Linked DNA regions of Homo sapiens: region 2 is linked to region 1. A link is a contact called in ENCODE Hi-C or POLR2A ChIA-PET data. All regions are on one chromosome and are shown on one strand. The core of a region is the stretch at or near the end of the contact, and the rest is flanking DNA. Distances in the headings are between cores, read along the strand shown. Region 1 has its middle 86 kb from the start of LINC01797. Region 2 has its middle 16 kb from the start of LINC01799.

Region 1 (4,086 bases), core at 1,305-3,804:
TGGCAGAATGGTAGATACTGCATGGATTAAGACATGCTAGGCTGCAGAAACAATAGCCCTCCATCCTCTACCCCCTGCCAAATAGAACAGCTTACAAAACAAGTGTATTATTTTCTAATTTTATGGGCAAACAGAAGCTTTGCTCCCTGCAGCTTTTCAAGGACCCAGACTGATGGAGGTTGTGCTATTTTTAATACAGACTTACAGGGTTACTTGTAGTACCAATATTTGGCCAAATGAAAGGAAGGAGAACAGATGATTTCTTGTCGTCATTTTATGGACCACAGCTTGCTATGGCACGGAACACTTTTGCTCACATTCTATTAGCTAGAACCTAGTCACATGACCACACATAAATGAAAGGTAGGCTGGAAAATAGAGTCTAGCTCAATGCCCAGAAAATTAAAAAAAAAAATTGGTTTTAGTGAACTGTCAGCAGTCTTTGCCACATTGCTGTATGCCTAAACCTCACCTTCTATTAAACCATTCTGTGAATTCCTGTTCAGATTTAGTTCCCTTGTGGAGGGTGATTTGTATCAATTTTTAAATGGGTGTATTCATCCCTATTGAAAGTTAACATACTTGCTTTTTTTTTTGCTAGATGTCTTTAGAATTCTGCAAATAAATGGTTCAATATTGCTGTTTAATAATCGAACACAGAACAAGAGCTGTAAAGTTTTATCTCTATGTCTTGCTTGATTTATTCCTCACCATGGACAACATACATCTTTTTAAAAATTTATTTTAGTTTGAGTTCTGGGATACATGTGGAGAATGTGCAGGTTTGTTACATAGGTATACAGGTGCCATGGTGGTTTGCTGCACCTATCAACCCATCATCTAGGTTTTAAGCCCTGCATGCGTTACGTATTTGTCCTAATGCTCTCCCTCCCCTTACCCTACCACCCCCGACAGGCCGCAGTGTGTGATGTTCCCCTCCCTGTTTCCATGTGTTCTCATTTTTCAACTCCCACTCATGAATGAGAACATGCGGTGGCTTCTAGCTTCATCTATGTCCCTGCAAAGGACATGAACTCATTCTTTTTTATGGTTGCATAGTATTGCTTGGTGTATATGTGCCACAGTTTTTTTTATCCAGTCTATCATTGATGGGCATTTGGATTGGTTCCAAGTCTTTGCTATTGTAAATAGTGTTGCAATAAACATATGGGTGCAAACATACATCATTATACAACATCTCACTTACATAATACTTTTATTAAAATAAGCAAAAAAACAAAAACATCAACAGCCACCACAAAAACCCCTGCCTTACCTTAGAGGTAGTTCTGAGGAGTTAAAGGAAGACAGTTTTTTAAAAATTTATTTTATATATTTTTAAACTTTTAAGTTCAGGGATACAAGTGCGGGTTTGTTACATAGGTAAGCTTATGTAATGGGGATTTGTTGTACAGATTATTTCATCACTCAGGCATTAAGCCTAGGACCCATGAGTTATTTTTCCTGATCCTCTCCCTCCCCGCAAACTCCACCCTCCAAAAGGTCCCAGTGTGTGTTGTTCCCTTCTATGTGTCCATGTGTTCTCATCACTTAGCTCCCATTTCTAAGTGACAGTATGCGGTATTTGATTTTCTGTTCCTGTGTTAGTTTGCTAAGGATAAGAGAGTTAATTACATATATTTTTAAAAACTGAATGAAAGATTACTGGAGAAATAACTTATGTTTCATGAGAGGAATACATTTATATAATTATGGAAATATGATTTTGCCTACCATTAACAAATCAACATTAGAAAATGTTTTAACCCCCCAGCATGCGACCTCATCACTAAATTTAAAATATGAAATTTGATCATGACATAGGTATGAGTACTAGACCAGATTATGATACCTTTTTAAAGAGGTACAAAGGGAATCCTGGACTGAGGGAGTCATTTGAGTATAATTTTAATTTAAAATGCCCCAGGAAACAGTAAGTATTCTTTGTCTAGATTTCTATATGGCTCATTTCTGCACTTTATTTTCTGCTCATATCTTTTTTTTTGGCAAGGCTTCTACAACTACCCTATCAAATATAGCCTCCCCCATTACTCTCTACTCACCTTACTAGCTTTATTTTTATTTTTATAGCACTTTTGCTAGCTTGCATTATATTATATATTCACTTGCTCGTTTGTTATTGTCTTTATTCATCACTAGAATATAAGCTCAAGGAGGGCAGAAACTTGATCTGTGTCCCCAGCAACCTTGAACAAACAGTACCTGAATTAGACTAGATGCCCAATAGACTTTGGTTAAATAAATGACTTGCTTGTTTCACATAGATGCAAGATTACTTAATGGCCACAATGGAGGCAATGGACATTGGTTATGACCCATAAGTGCTATTCTGGGTGGTTGCATGCCCAGAGCCATTGTAAACCTGTGCCAGTTAAGCTTTTGCCGCTGAAATGACTGCCCGAAACTTAGTGGCTCAAAGCAACAATATTTACTCAGCTTATGACTCTGTAGGTCTGCAGTTTTGGCTGGGATTTAAGCTGGGTGGTTCTTTTCACCTTGGCTAGGCTCACTCATGCGTCTGTCGTCAGGTTTGAGTCAGCTAGGTGGCTCTGCTTCCAGAGTTGGCTGACTGTCACCTGTGGTGATGGGGCTGACTAAGCCATGTGTCTCTCATCATGTAGCAAGCCAGACCAAGCTCCACATTGCACATGCTCAGTATTTCAGAGTTAGAGCAGAAAGTGGAAAGCTTTTTGAGGCATATGTTCGAAACAGGTACAATGAACTTCTGATGCAATCTATTGGCTGGAGCATGCCATAATGGCAGCCTAGATTCAAGTGATAGAGAAATAGATTTCACCTTTAAAAGGATGGAGCAGCAAAGTCTGATTTTAAGAAAATGAATCTGGGCAATGGGAGAGTTTGTGGCCACTTTTGAAATCTATCACCAAGCCTTTATTGTTTTGCCCTGAAGGACCTCCTGATCCTGTACAGATTCCTTTTCTACTAAAACATGATAAAATCAAGGCAACTAAATGTAGAAAGCTCAAATGCATATCTAGGAGCAACATCCTCATCTGCATAAAAAGGCCTTTTCTGTGAGGGAGGACTGATTGTTCGCCATCTAATAGCCATTTCGTTTTCCTTCTCCCCCACAATATTAATTATATTCTACTCTGCATGCATCTCTGCTCAGCTATCTACCTTACCTCTCAATAAAAAGAGATAGCGTTTCAAAATAAATAGCCTGATACACTGTAAAGATGCTGCAGGTACTTAGAAACAATATTTTCTAAATATTTATAAGCTATATTTCAAAATCTGTTACATTCAGTGAATTATGTAAATAAATATCAGACCTGCAAGTCACCATCCCACAGCTCCAGTGCAGCAAGTCCAATTACTCATCTATAAACAGACAAGTCATCATTTAAACTCTGTCCTCTGACTTAGAGCTCTGTCTTTGGATTCTATCCAGCTAAACAAATCTAAAGTGTGAAACTTGTTTTTTCTTACTAAAAGAAATAAGAAGAATGTATTTATTATGAGGGAGAATGACAGTGTTTATTTTATTTGCTTTTGAATTGCTTTAAGACATAAGAAAAATCCTCTGTGTAAACTGGTTCCAATCTCAATTGGAATAGGGTAAAGGGACATGCGGGTGGGAACAGGAGGTGAGAAAAGGAAAGAGGAAACAGAGAGCACATTTGCAGAGAGCTTGAGCTTAATTTTCTTGAAATGCTCCAGGCTTGCAGAGCTGCAGGCTGGAAAGACAGGTCAGCCAGATGTCAACACTTAGGTCACAGTTCTGGAACAATGTTCTGATTCCCTTACATGGTTGCAGGATATGAGGATGAGAGGGAAGCAGGAAAACCCCCAAGTAATTCACATTATGTGTCCTTGTAGACCATCCACACTCTCTGCCCTCTCTCTGTCCTGGCAATGCTCATCTCCCAAGAGACCAGATCCAGATCTAGGAAGAGAGGTAAGAAGTCTGCACTAAAAGCCTGGACATAGTAAAGTTCATAGATGGAGTTTAGGCACTAGGCTATGAAGGTTTTGGGAAGAAAATGTTCAGTGTGCTATGGGATTTTGTAGGACTTCCATGGAATCTTTAAAGGTAGGGAG
Region 2 (3,697 bases), core at 1,106-3,605, 99 kb after region 1:
TGTAAGATTTTTTGAGTTGCTCACTATTTTTAAATGAGGTGTTTACTTTGTCCTTTAAAAGCAAAGTTTGAGACCTGTTCTATGGATACCCCTTTTAAGAATACTCTCTCTCATACTGTCCATTTCTTTTTGGCTAGATGAAATGAGTTTTTGTGGTTGTCGTTTTAATCAAGACATAAAATCATTGAACAATCCACAAGTGTTGGCTCTAACATTTGGGCATCCTGTGATTTTTTTTTCAGAAAGAATAATCCGTAACTTTCCCTTAGCTGGGGATTAAGGACAGTCATGCCAAATGTTGAATAAGAGTTTCATACATGGACATGTAATTGACTGCAGTGTTGATGCCATCCTACTTCTGGTATTTAAGTAGTTTAAGTATATTAAAACACAACTGTTACTCAGTGTTGTTAGTCTTTTCACTTCATTAATGATAGGATTTCTGAGGGAAAGTGTGGCATAATAAAGTTGGAATGGGTTCCACTTCTTCCTGATGCTTGCTAGCTGCGTCTCTTTATAAAAGTCACTTGTCCTATCTGAATCATCAAATACAGATCTCTCAAGAATGGCTATGAGGATCAATTGAAATAATACATGAATCAGTAATAAATTGTTATTCTTGTTAGCCAGGAAGAAGGGGCATGTGTAATCTATTGGCCATTTCAGAATGAAGCTGTATAATGCAGCCGTGTGGCAAAAGGAGATCTGTGAATGAAAATGGGGCAGTTGGAGAAAATGGGTTCAGCTATGAAGAGTAAGTATTCTGCATTGGTCTTCCCATCATTGTCCATCACTCTTTTCCTGCTCTAATTAAAAGGAAAATTATATCCAAGGAAGAGTGAGTAGATATAGTGGTCCACACATCCCTTTGAGTAACAGCATTTCTGACAGAGTGCTGAAAGCTGTGGCTGTCTTTAAGACTATTAGGAAGACTGAATTTCCTGAAATTGATCTCCAGAATGATTTTGTGTGGCCGGAAATGTTCATTGAACAGAGACGTGAGAGGAGACATGAATAAACAAAGTATGCATTTCTATTTTAAAATAGATGTGAAGTTAGGAAGAAGAAATGAGAATTGGCTCTCAGCTAAAGGCTTTGGAGTTGAAGGAACTGCATTTTGTCTTACTCTGAATTTCATAGACCATGAAACTGAGTTTCTGAGAGAAACTGACTTGGAGGGTGAGTTCGCACCCTCGTTTGTTGAGTTCCTGTCGCTGCAGCTTAATTTGCCTTCGCACCTTCCTTTCACGCTCACAAGTGTCTGGTTTAGACAATACGTTACACGACCACCAACAGTAGCAGCAGCAGCAGCAGCAGCAGGGCTAAGACTGCTCTCCAGATCCACTTCTCCCACTACTTTACTGTTGTTTTTTCCTTAAGTGTGCTGTAACTTATTCTGTTTCTCAAATAGGAATTTGAAATTGTTTTTTAAAAAATAATCTTGAATACAAAAAAATTAGCCAGGCATGGTGGTATGTGCCTGTAATCTCAGCTACTTGGGAGGCTGAGGCAGGAGAAGTGCTTGAACCCGGGAGGCTGACATTGCAGTGAACCGAGATCGCACCACTGCACTCCAGCCTGGGCAACAAGAGCGAAAACTCTGTCTCAAATAATAATAATAATAATAATTTTGAGATTTTTTTAAAACATAATTTTGAAATTATTTTGCCCATGTGGGTGCTGACACAATCAGAGATGTTTGTTTAAACTTTAAGAGGAACATGAAAGATATCAGAAACACTAAGAGAGTTAGGGCAAGACATTAATGGGAAGAGATTTTTGGGCAAACTTGGTCAAATAACATACTTGATATTTATTTGGTCAGGAAATAAGTAAGTACCTATGTGTCTTCCATCCTATATGAGAGGTTACCAGTGCATGTTTTATTGCATTCTTTTTATATCTCTTTTTGTCAAATAAGCAAATAATTATTGATCACTTTATAAATGTAAGGCATTTTGAAATTATTAAAGAAGTGGCAGTGGATGATTCTCTAGGAAACACCAACAGCTTTAAGAGTTATAGTCGCCATTTTCTTAACCTATGAGTTTTCATTTAATCTGGGAGAGTCATGTTAAACTAATGGTGAACATCCCCCAACATGAATTTCACTTGCACTCTTGACAGTTCAAGATGGCTTTGGGATCAGATATCAGTCACCTGAAAGATATTTGGAATATTTGGGTAAGTTGGTGGCTGGGTGGAGGCAAAGGAAGGAGGAAGGAGAGAATTTCCCAGTACTACTCAAATCACAACATCTAGTTCATTTCCTACATAAGCCCAGATCACGCAGGCAGCACTGCCTGTGGAAGGAAGAAAGAGCCTTGTGTGCTCACTACACAGGCCTGAGGTGCCATGTGACCTTATCTTTGAGCGGTCAGAAGCACGTCAGAAAGGCTTCCACCATGGCTGGTGAATAAGAGCGCTATAAAACCTGAGAACACAAGACCTAATGACTTAATGGTTTTGGCTCTGCCTTGATTTGCAGGGGCCTGTCTTCTTACATAGTCCATGAGCTGTTTCCAACCTGCACTTGATTCCCTTAGTGGGGGGAGAAACAGATGCGCAGTTGGCAAACTGGGAGTCTAATCCAAACATCTAAACAGCACTGCTTGGAGGAATTCAGGATGGTGTCCAAGAGTAGGAAAGGAAATGTATTTGAGAACAGGGACTCCTAAAGCTTACTTTTGTCCTCTGCAACCCCCCCCCCCCACCCCCACCCCCTCTTATACTGTCTTTGGCATAGCTTAGTCATTAATAGCAGTCATTAGTGGTGAATGACCTGGAAGAAGCAGAAAGTGGGGGTGGGTCGTATGTGGTGAAGATTTTTGGCAGCTAATAAGGAGGCTTTCTGAAGTTGCTTCCCCAGTTGGATGGGATGGAAACTTTTATGAGCTTGAGTCACATTCATACAGATAGGGTTTTGTAACTTAGCATTGTGCAAGTTATCTGGAGCTAGAAACCTCTGGGAATTAGATGTCTTTCAATTTCCAGGGTGTAATGTATATAAAAGCCTCCTTAGACATGATCTTTCCTCCAAAAAATACCTTTTCCCAAGGATGTCTTGGGAAATTTTATCCCATGTTTACTGAAATGTTTAACTTCTTATCAGTTGAACCAAGGGTTAGTTTGTATATAAGACACTCAACTGAAAAACCACAGGGCTAGAACTACCCAAGTCCAAAGAGTTTCCCAGGAGGGCAACTTCCGGATCCAGACATCAGGCTTCTAAAATCATTTAAAGTTGACATAAAGTGATCCTACTCACAGGTTATAAACAACTTTTTACTTTTAGGCCGTAACAATTAGAAACTGTTTATTTTAGTTTTGTAAGTGGATCCATTCAATAGGTTCCACACAGGGCATCTATCCCAATCTCGGCCATCACTCAGACCTCCTTCTTTCTCCTCTCTGCCCAGCCATATCTCCCAAATTCATCACGACTCCCAACCCCCACCACACACACTCTGAAGATGGCCAGATTTACCAAGTGAAAATACAGAACACCTTGTTAAATTTGAATTTCAGGTTAAAAAACCCAAAAATCCTTTCTTTTAGCATTGCTACATTCTATGCAATATTTGAAGCATATTTATACTAAAATATTATGTATTGTTTATGTAAAAATTAAATTTAGCTGGACGTCCTATATTTTATCTAGTAATCCTGCCCCTGCTCATACCCTTTACAAAGTATC

The links. Hi-C counts contacts between places; a loop is a spot of excess contacts on that map. ChIA-PET counts read pairs that join two places held with the same protein, here RNA polymerase II (POLR2A). Pooled maps may share reads with other maps.
Region 2: a pooled map shows a loop between it and region 1 (2.0-fold over the local background). The contact joins two enhancer-like sites. A Hi-C loop is called at or near these places in 1 of 168 maps with a recorded cell type or tissue (IMR-90) and 1 of 50 pooled maps. POLR2A ChIA-PET finds 5 or more read pairs at or near these places in 1 of 52 experiments (MCF 10A).

Annotation. Positions count from the first base shown.
Region 1 is chr2:66,787,362-66,791,447 of GRCh38, forward strand. No RefSeq gene overlaps it. Among named protein-coding and RNA genes, the nearest start is that of LINC01797, 86 kb to the left of the region's middle. Within about 2 kb of position 2,555, at least 3 of the 41 ENCODE cell types and tissues checked have a DNase peak (open chromatin) inside an H3K27ac peak, as active enhancers do.
Region 2 is chr2:66,886,521-66,890,217 of GRCh38, forward strand. No RefSeq gene overlaps it. Among named protein-coding and RNA genes, the nearest start is that of LINC01799, 16 kb to the right of the region's middle. Within about 2 kb of position 2,356, at least 7 of the 41 ENCODE cell types and tissues checked have a DNase peak (open chromatin) inside an H3K27ac peak, as active enhancers do.